2 separate regions of the Homo sapiens genome follow, and region 1 is linked to region 2. A link is an interaction called in ENCODE POLR2A ChIA-PET data of the cell type or tissue named here. Cell type or tissue: B cell. All regions are shown on one strand. Each heading gives the region's core, and the rest is flanking DNA. Links, peaks and the distances in the headings are about the cores only. Region 1 overlaps RASSF3 (Ras association domain family member 3). Region 2 overlaps GNS (glucosamine (N-acetyl)-6-sulfatase).

Region 1 (5,387 bases), core at 307-5,306, 91 kb before region 2:
GCAGTCACAGCTCACTGCAACCTCGACTTCCCAGGCTCAGGTGATCCTTCACCCTCAATCTCCTGAGTAGCTGGGACCACATGTGCACGCCACCACACCTGGCTAATTCTTGCATTTTTCTGTAGACATGGGGTTTCACCATGTTGCCCAGGCTGTTCTCAGACTGGGCTCAAGCAATCCTCCTGCCTTGGCCTCCCAAAGTGCTGGGATAACAGACATGAGCCACCTCGCCCAGCTCCATTTAATGTTTAATTGTAGGCTTGGTGACTCTTATGTATTAATTACTAGATATTCTTATTTGGAATTATTAGACGTGCTAAGGCAATAATTTTGAAATTTACAACAGACTAGTTGGTGTTAAGGTGTTATAATAGATTACCATATTTTGCAATATATTGGTTATTTCCTTGTTGAATAGAGATGAGGAAGGATGGTATTTTGGCTCTAAATTAGAGGGCTGAGGTTCTAATGGCAAAATTAACATTGTAGTTTTACATTGCTTGAATAATGTAATCTTCTTAATAGATATTATACTTAATTTTGCTTTAAAGACAATGTTCATTGATAAACTTTCTGTATCTTTCAGTGTGTTCTGTAGCACAGTGCTTTCTTCATGGCCATCGCAGGTGTTTGGGCTTTTTTTTTAAACACGTCTGAGGACTGCAAAGGTGTTTTTTTCTCCCCCTCCCCCTCCCCCCCTCCTCTTTCTTACTTAGACTGTTGTTGTCCAGGCTGACCTCAAACTCCAGAGAGCCTCATGCCTCAGCCTCCTGAGTAGCTTGGACCAGGCTTGGCTCGAGGACTGTGATTTTATAGACATTGTTTCCATCCTGTAGAGGAAACAGATGGGTTAATTTAATTGTTCAGCTGGTGCTTGAGCACACTCTGGGAGTGTCCAATCCAGAGATGAATGAGGATTCTTGCTCTTAATTCAGTGTTGTTTTTTGCTTCATCTTGCTTCTAAGAGAGTTCCTTGAATATATGATGGAATTATGTAGTGGTTACTGCAGTAATCACACTCTTATTATTTTCTAATTATGTGGAACTTGGGAAATGTTGATTTTGTTTCAGTATATGATTTGCAGTATAATTCTATTTACATGTAAAATCTTGTCTGTGTTAGTTTGCCTTGACAAAGCACCACAAACAAGGCAGCTTAAACAACAGAAATGTGTTGTCTCACAGCTCTGGGGGCTATAAGTTCTGGATTAAGATGTTGGCAGGGTGGCTTCCTTCTGAGGGTTAGGAGGGAAGGATCTGTCCCAGGCCTCTCTCATTGGTTTATACATGATTGTCTTCACCCAGTATCTTTACGTCATCTTCTCTCTGTACATGTCTGTGTCCGAATTTCCCCTTCTCTTTTGAGATAGGGTCTCACTGTGTCACCCAGGTTGGAGTACAGTGGTGTGATCATGAATCGTTGCAGCCTTGATCTTCCAGGCTCAACTGATCTTCCTGCCTCAGCCTCCTGAGGTAGCTGGGACTATAGGCATGTGCCACCAGGCCTTGCTAATTTTTTTATGTTTTAAAATTTTTGTGGAGATGGGGATCTCACTGTATTGCCCTGGCTGGTCTCAAATTCCTGACCTCAAGTAATCCTCCCACTTCAGCCTCCCAAAATGCTGGGATTACAGGCATGACTGACCCATCACACCTGGCCTAATATCCCCTTTTCTTAGGGACATCAGTTATATTGCATTAGGAACCATGCTGATAGCCTTAACATTTTAACTTGATGACCTCTATAAAGACCCTGTCTCCAGAGAAGATCACATTCTGAGTTATTGGGAGTTAGGACTTCAACATATGATTTTTGGGAGGACACAAATCAATATTCAGCAGTATCTTTTTTTTTTTTTGAGACTGAGTCTTGCCTTGTTACCCAGGCTGGAGTGCATTGGCGCAAACATGGCTCATTGGAGCAGCCTTCACCTCCTGGGCCCAAGTGATCCTCCTGCCTCAGCTTCCCTAGTAGCTGGCACTCCCATGTCAATTAAAATTTTCTGTAGAGATGGAATCTTACCGTGTTGCTTAGGCTGGTCTTGAATTCTTGGGCCTTAGCAATTCTCCTGCCTTGGCCTCCCAAAGTGCTGGGATTACAGCGTGGGCCACTGCGCTCAGCCCTTAACGGTGTCTTTAACAGCTCTCCAGTAGTGTATCTAGAGAGCACTGCCTGCGGGATGGTGGCCATGGGACCCAGCTTGGAGGCTGGCCCTCAAGAATCACCGGGTTGGTGGTGGGCTGTTAGTGGATCCCCTTCTCCATGGGGCACAGGCAAGTCTGGTTTGGAAAAGGATGATGTTGCTTCAGTGTCAGTTTGCCAGTTTTTCCTCTGTTCTCCCCACTCTGATTCTGACTAGAATTAATTTGGTAGCACTGAGAAGAGTCATTTCTACTTTGGCACAGTAATCTTGCCCATAATCTGACTAATTTTTATTTTTATTTTTTTGAGACAGAGTCTTGCTCTGTCACCCAGGCTGGAATGCAGTGGTGCAATCTCGGCTCACTGCAACCTCTGTCTCCTAGGTTCAAGAGATTCTTCTGCCTCAGCCTCCTGAGTAGCTGGGATTACAGGCATGCACCACCACGCCCAGCTAATTTTTTTTTTCTTTTGCTATTTTTAGTACAGATGGGGTTTTGCCATGTTGTCCAGGCTGGTCTCGAACTCCTGACCTCAAGTGATCCGCCCGCCTTGGCCTCCCAAAGTGCTAGGTTTAAAGGCATGAACCACTGCCCCGGCCCCATAATCTGCCAAATTTTAGTTAAAACTCTGTATTCCACTTAGAACTAATTCACCGTGGCTGGGCACGGTGGCTTCTGCCTGCAATCTCAGCATTTTGGGAGGCTGAGGTGGGTGGATCGCTTGAACCCAGGGGTTTGAGACCAGCTTGGGCAATATAGTGAGACCGTGTTTCTTTGCGGGGGGGGGGGGGTGGGGGGAAGCCAGCCTGGCCAACATGGTGAAACCTCATCTCTACTAAAAATACAAAAATTAGCCACGTGTGGTGGCACACACCTGTAATCCCAGCTACTCAGGAGGCCTTGGCATGAGGATCCCTTGAACCTGGGAGGCGGAAGTTGCAGTGAGCCGAGATCATGCCACTGCACTCCAGCCTGGGTTGACGGAACGAGACTCTGTCAAAATAAAATAAATAAAATAAAATACAATGTAAAATAAAATAAAATAGAATGAATTCACTGATAAAGTTGACTTCTCTCATCTCCAAGTAAATGATTTCATTTTCTCCTTTGTTCCTTGCATGTATGCTGTGATTTACTGACTATCAAGAACTCATTACACCAGTACGTATCCCAAGACAAATCAGCTCCAAAGTGGAGTGAGTGCAAGGGGAGAGCTTTAATTCAAAACTGCTTTATGGAGGAAGTACAGGTTTTCCTCTAAGCTGCACTGTTATAGATCTGTAGAAGTTTTAAATCCATGTAATGCTCATCAGTTTTTAGTTTAGTATTTAGCTGTCTGTGATGATAAGTAAATAATTTACCTTTTTGAAGGCCTGTGATATACTGTGTCTTCATTGCTTCATTTAAGAGGATGCAACATCAGGATTTTCAAAAATACACATAACGAAGTGTTGTGTAATCGTCTGTACATGGTTTCTTTGATAAGAGAGAGGCAGGAATCTGCGTAAAGCAGGTGTACAGACATAGTTTGCCCATGAGACAGCAAGAAGAGCCCTGATGTCCTAAAGGAGAGCCCTCTCCTGAAATGCATAACATACATATATATTTTTTTTTCCTTTTTTTCAAAAAATAGAGACAGGGTCTCAGTATGTTGCCCAGGCTGTCTCAAACTCCTGGCCTTAAGTGATCCTCCTGCCTCGGCCTCCCAAATTATTGGGATTACAGGTGTGAACCACCATGCCTGGTCTTGAAATGCATATCTTAGTCACTGTTACTTCTTTTAAATTGTTTTAATTGTATAAGATAAAAACCAAAACAAACAAAAAAAATGCTACCATTTCAGGAGCATACATCTAGTCTTAAAAATATCATAAATTTGGGCCGGGTGCAGTAGCTCACGCCTGTAATTCCAGCACTTTGGGAGGCCGAGGCGGGCGGATCACGTGAGGTCAGGAGTTCGAGACCAGCCTGGCTAACATGGTGAAACCCTGTCTCTACTAAAAATATGAAAATTAGCCGGGCGTGATTGTGGGTGCCTGTAATCCTGGCTACTTGGGAGGCTAAGGCAGGAAAATTGCTTAAACCCAGGAGATGGAGGTTGCAGTGAGCTGACACAGTGCCACTGTACTCCAGCTTGGGCAACAGAGTGAGACTTTGTCTCAGAAAAAAAAAAAAAAAAAATTATAAATCCTTTTTATTCCCCTAACTTGGATCTCAGGTTAATTGGGATATGCCTAATAACAAAATTTCTGAACATGAGGTTTACTAGAAAGAATTATTTTTTAGATTATTTGTGATATATGTATATATGCATTTGATAGTAGTGGATGTGTTTATTGGACTCTTAAGTACTTGCTATGTACTGTGGGACATGTAGGAGTATATGAATATTTGTCAGCTAGATTATAAAGCTTAAAAACATATTATTGGGCAGGAGTGGGCTATGGGGCTGTGACTACTAGTGGGCCTGGGGTTTCTTTGTGGGTTGATGAAAATAGAGATGGTTGTGCAACTTTGTGAATATAGTAAAACCATTTAATTGTATACTTATGGGTGAATTTTATGTTATGTGAGTTATATCTCAGTGATGCTTAAAAAATGCTGTTAATGAATTTGCAGTGCTGAAAAGATTCCAAAGTTGTGATTCTCTACCTTTTTCTGTTCTCCAGATCTCCCAAAGCAGTTGCAGTGAAAGATAAAGAACATCAAACACTCTTATCTTCTGGTGGTGGGGAAATGCTGAGTGGCCCTGACTTTGTGCAGTGAAAGTTGTTTACACAAGCCTGAGTCTATAAACTCAGAGATAAAAAAAATCACACCAGGCTGAAGCCCCATCAGGCAAAAACCTACCAGAGAAATGGGCCTGCCCGTCTGATGGAATATCTGGGATTTCCTGATGTTGGTCCCTTAATTTGTGGACCATTTTAGGCTGTCATTAAAGTAGCAGTCTAAAGTAAGAGAAAAATTCTGACATGGAATAATGTGGATGAATCTTGAGGACATTACATGAAATAAGCCAGTCACTAAAAGGACAAATACTGTATGATTACAATTGCATGAAGTGCCTAGAGTAGCCACATTCATAGAGACAAAGTAGAATGGTAGTCACAGGGAAATAGGGAGTCAGTGTTTAATAGTATAGTTTCTTTTTTTTTTTTTTTTCAGACAGAGTCTTACTCTGTCGCCCAGGCTGGAGTGCAATGGTGCTATCTTGGCTCACTACAGCCTCCATCAACCAGGTTCAA
Region 2 (5,387 bases), core at 85-5,084:
CCAGCTGCTCACTGGATGTGTAGCAGGAACTTTATCTGTACTTGCAATGCAAGTTTATACTATTGGTTGTACTAGGGACAGATGCAATTACCTTTAAAATATTGTGAAGAAAAACCCACTACATGGCTCAAAGGCTTCCTGACAAGTATACCATATAGTTAATGATACTTAGTATGGCTGAATACAAGTGGTGGGGGAAGCTACCGTTCCATGGATGTTGAAGTTCTTGTTTCTTGGTGCAAAGACATTCTGGAAAGCCTTCTGGTACTGAGGTGCAGCTGTCCAAGGCGAATGAGGCGCTGGAGTGGCGATCATCATGAAGAAGGGCTCAAAGTTGGACTTGTAGTCCAGAAAGTCCAAGGAGACATTAGCCTGACACATAAAAAGATTTGTCATCTCCTACCTTACCCAACAGATGAGTATTTAATAGATAAATGTCTTCTGGTGAGCAGACAGTACAGGGTCTTACTAGCTTTTAAGCAATCTTAGCACATGATCTTATGTCATAGCCATTTGCAAGCATATTGTTGGAACAAATATATTTGTTTTTTAGGCAATACTTTAAAAACTGAGAAGCATACCAACATAAGAAGGCAATTAAGATCTTGATGACTTTTTATGACCTAGAAATCATGTCTCCCACAAAGAAGGAAACAGTAACTTGGATATTTTACTATTAACTTACACTAATGGAGATTATGGTATCTACATGTGATGCCTTAAAGAATGTAAAAAGACAGTCAACTTAAAACAGTGGGAAAGGTAGATTAAGTTACCTTAACCTTATGAAAATATGTAGAAAGTAGATGTCATAAATTATGCACTGAAGTAGCTAAGTGAATAATATTAGATTCAAATACATTCCACTAGGGTTTTAATACATGGACTTAAGTTTTGCCTTTGCTTATCAGGAGATACTTTATGAAAATGAAAGCATGCTACATACATGTTGTTTTTCATTGTTCTGAAGTAGTTTCATGTATTCCCAACACTAACTCAACAGATACTGACTGTATCTATCTCCTATAATCCCTCCATCCACCTTTCACTCCAGTCCTGTCAGCTTCCTTGTGGTTTCTCAAATATGCCAGGTATACTCCTGCCTCAGGGCCCTCCTACTTACTATTCCCTGACTCTGTAGCACTCTTCCCCCTGATCTGCACAGCTCATTCTCACCTACTTCAGGTTTCTGCTTAAATGTTATCTAAGTAACCTCATACCCTAACTTATTTCTCGAACTGATCACCAGCTAATGATGCAACACGTAAGACTGTGTGTGTTTGTGTGTGTAAATAAAATTAACTTCCACAGAATCAGGGACTTTGCTTCATTTACTGTTGAACACTGGCTACACTAGGTGCTCAACTATTGAGTGAATATATAATACTATTGAAGACTGTCATTAGAAACGCCTCAGAATAGGAAAGTCCCAATTTCACCTGCTTTCAGTAATTTTTATATGTAAATACCCAATGCCCAAATAAATCCAGTATCCCTATCTCTCCATCCTCATAATGGGGCCTGTGAAGCTGACATCTTGTAGCTTGTGAGTAAAACCGGGGTCAAGAGTAGGTACACTTACAAAGTAAAACCTCTACAAAGTAATCTCTGTAGTCGAAGAGATTAACCTTTGGAAAAGGGATTTGTTGCTGGAATTTCAAGAGCATTAGATCTGAGCCTGGCTTATACACAAAGAAAACACCCTGAGGAGTTTGTAATCAGCTGGAAATACTCTTGGGCAGTTAGACCAAGTTACTGTGCATTTATATTACCCAACACAAACGAATAAGATTATAGGTTTTCTAGGCAGAGTCTTCAATCAAATGTGAGCCAACCCTGTAAGGACAGAGCTACAAAGCTTCTGCAACTCACCAAAACATCTGTCAGGTAGTCCACACTATAGTTTTCACCATGCTTCCGTGCCTTCCCATTGATAGACAGGGTGTAATTATAATACTTAGAATTCTTTTCCTATTAAAAAGAGGAAAGTCAAATTTGTTATGAGGTCAGTGCACAAAGTGGAAGTCTGAATCCGTGCTGGGCTAAACTCTACTCTGAGCAGTGATAAGACATTAAAAAGATAATTACTCAAGTCAATACTGAATTGGATTTTTTGACTAGGGTTTTATTAAAGACAAGCATAGTTTCAATTATGCATTCTAGTTTAAAAGCCAGAAGTAGATCAGGTAGAAAAGCAAACTACTTTGCTAAACCTTGTACAATGCAGGAAAAACATCCCAGAAAGGAGTGACTCACAAGTCAATAGACTTTTTTTTTTTTTTTTTTTTTTTTTTTTTTAAAGAGACAGAGTCTCTCTTTGTTGCCCAGACTGGAATGCAGTGGCACAATCACAGCTCACTGCAGCCTCAAATTCCTGGGCTCAAGTGATCTTCTTACCTCAGCCTCCCGAGTAGCTGGGACTACAGGCACACGCCACCACACCCAGCTAATTTTAAAATTTTTTGTTGAAATGGGGTCTCGCCATTTTGCCCAGGCTGGTCTCGAACTCCTGAACTCAAGAGATCCTCCTGTCTCTGCCTCCCAAAGTGTTGGGATTCTAGGCGTGAGCCACTACACCTGGCCACAAGTCAATAAATTTTAAGGTTTTTAAAATGACTAATTGTAAAAGCAAATAAAGTTATGTCAATATCAGAGCTAAATTAAACATATTCTGCATCTGTAGGGCTGCATAAAATTGTCACAGACTTCAATAATCACTCACCAAGGCATACCAGTAACTCCAACCCAGAGGAACGTGTTCTAGTCCACCTGCATCTGGGGCTCCGTACTGAAAAGCAAAACAAGTAGGGACAATTACAAGTCCTTAGATATGACCAGACCAGAAAGAAACAGGAAATTTTACAATCTTTTTAGACCAGTGCCTGAAACATAGTAGGTACCTAATTTCCCCAAATAGACACTAGTCAAAAATAAACGCTAATAATCCTAGGAACTTCTAAAGCAGGAGTTGGCAAACTACAGCCAGTGAGCCAAATCTGGCCTGATGACTTTTGTATGAACAGCAAGCTAAGAATTTAACAATTTTAAAATATAAAAGTTAATCAAAATAAGAATATTTTGTGAAATGTGACAATTACATAAAATTCAAATTTTAACAGCGATAAAGAGTTTTATTGGAACACAGCCACATTCATTTACATAGTGCAGTGTCTGTGGCTGCTTTCACGCTACAGTGGCAGAGCTGAATAGTAGCAACAGAGACATATGGCCTGCAAGGCCTGAAATGTTTACTATCTGACCCACTACAGAAAAAGTCCACACAGCCTACCCCACACAGCCTATTCATGGGGTGAATGCTGAGCTGCTGATACCATAGACTGAATAGTCCAACTGACCCTAAGCAGTTCAAATAATCAGACTATAAGCTATTGACTTATTATAAGTTGAACATCCCAAATCTGAAAATCCAAAACTTTTTGAGTGCCAACACGACACTCAAAGGAAATGTTCACTGGAGCACTTCAGATTTTCAGATTTGGACTGTTCAACCAGTAAGTATCATGCAAATATTTCAAAATCCAAAAAATCTGAAACGCAAAATACTTCTGCTCCCAAGCATTTTGGATAAGGGATAATCTGTATTTCAGTTGCCCTGCAGATGAAACCCACTTTTAGAGCTCGATTTATCTGATGAGATGAATAAAATAAAGAAACCACAGAATTATCCCACTTTATCCTTACAAGGTTTAATGCCATCCACTTAAGGCAGAATTTAATCCCTGAAAACAAAATCTTTATACTTTAACGATCTCTCTTAATTTTATATACACATCAGATGACCTTCAAATATGCAAAGTAGTGTAAGCTCTCTTTATGACCCATAGCCCCAACCAAATGATCCAGTATCCACAGTTCCTATTTCTCATGATCCTTTTCAAACTGACTCATCTTCCTGTAAACTCACAAGGTTGCAGATTTCCCCAATTATTGGGGGGAGGGGAGAATTAACAGAAAATCCAGATCAGATATTAAGATCTCTAGCAACTACAGATAAAGAGCATAAGTACATTTTCTCTGTCTTGAACCCCCACTTTAACTGTAAGAGCTAACCCCAAACATTCTCGAACATACTATTTCCTTTAAGCTTGGACTTTGGGTAAAAGCTAAGGCCAATGTGTGAATGTGGGCACATGGAATCCAGCCTTGACAGGTCACCACGAGGTATCCCTCCATCCAGGTCTACAAGGCTGGTGTACCAGCTGCTGGCCATACACTTTAATGACCTGCACGACCCTGACTCTGGGTAACTAATCTCTGCACATTTTGTTGCCATGTTTCACATCAGAAAATGAATTAAGCATTAAGTTGTTATAATTCAGAAAAGATTCTAAGAAATCTGAGGAAAGATTCTAAGACGAAAAATATCTTCAGTTAGATACTGATAACAAGGAATGGAAACAAAGATACCATGACAGCCACATGACAAACAGAATTCCTGAGGAAAAAGGGAAGACGCATCAGACAGCAGCACTCTTAGGACAATTTTTAAATACATGCTCCTGGGACTACTGAAAGGAAGAACAAGTGCCCATATCATATAAATACACAAGTTCTTACCCAAATCATGTAAATATGTACATGTGTACTTATATGAACATATTTACATGATATGGGTACTTGTTTAATGGGCAGATTCACAGAAAACAACGTATACCAAGAAATCCTTTAACATTAATTGAAATAATAAAATTAACATGAATTATATTCACATTTTAAAAGCCATTATAAAAAAAGAAACAGATCATTCAACATACCTCATTTAAATATTTCCCTGCAAAAAAGGTCTGATAACCACACATTGATCTGAGAATTGCTGGGAAAGTATTTGGTTCTTGGATCTTCTGCCAGGACTTACTACTGCAGTTCCCCTCCAGAGTGTTGTTCACAACGTGATGATTATGTGGGTACTTTCCTGTCAGGATACTGGCTCTGCTGGGGCAGCAGAGAGCACTTGGCACATACTACAAAGGAAAGGAAGCAAAAACGACAAAGTCACACAAGAAAGATGGACTTCTCATCATTGTTAAAGAGAGTAAAGAAAAGCTCCTTAATACTCTAACTTCAAATATGTAGTTTCTCATGGAATATATATATTTTTTTCTACACATGACATGCTTCAGGGCTGCTTTAAATCATAGTGGAGACATTAAAGCAGACAGAACAAACTGAGAACGGATTTCTTTCTCAAGTGGCTTCTTTCTGCAGGATAACAGTAATTCTAGTCTCATCTGCCGCAGAGATAGTTGTTTTTTTTTTTCTTTTGAGGCGAGCTCTCACTCTGTCACCCAGACTGGAGTGCACTGGCACAAGCACAGCTCACTGCAGCCTCGACCTCCTGGCGCAAGTGATCCTCCCACCTCAGCCTC

Evidence for each region. Peaks named below come from ENCODE experiments on the same cell type or tissue, not always from the same donor. Only the 100,000 strongest peaks of a DNase experiment are listed, where the experiment ranks them.
Region 1: POLR2A ChIA-PET joins it to region 2 with 11 read pairs; 8 of 35 experiments call an interaction of 5 or more read pairs at or near these places.

Annotation. Positions count from the first base shown.
Region 1 is chr12:64,651,724-64,657,110 of GRCh38, forward strand. All of the region lies in intron 1 of RASSF3 (Ras association domain family member 3), which reads left to right. Among named protein-coding and RNA genes, the nearest start is that of MIR548Z, 32 kb to the left of the region's middle. RefSeq lists a silencer at 622-799. In B cell, for the core only: no CTCF peak of the experiment used is centred there; no DNase peak of the experiment used is centred there; H3K27ac peaks cover 2,016 bases.
Region 2 is chr12:64,742,937-64,748,323 of GRCh38, forward strand. GNS (glucosamine (N-acetyl)-6-sulfatase) reads right to left here. Exons shown (of 14, transcript NM_002076.4): 3 at 4,776-4,982; 4 at 2,723-2,788; 5 at 1,873-1,971; 6 at 205-372. Among named protein-coding and RNA genes, the nearest start is that of GNS, 14 kb to the right of the region's middle. In B cell, for the core only: no CTCF peak of the experiment used is centred there; no DNase peak of the experiment used is centred there.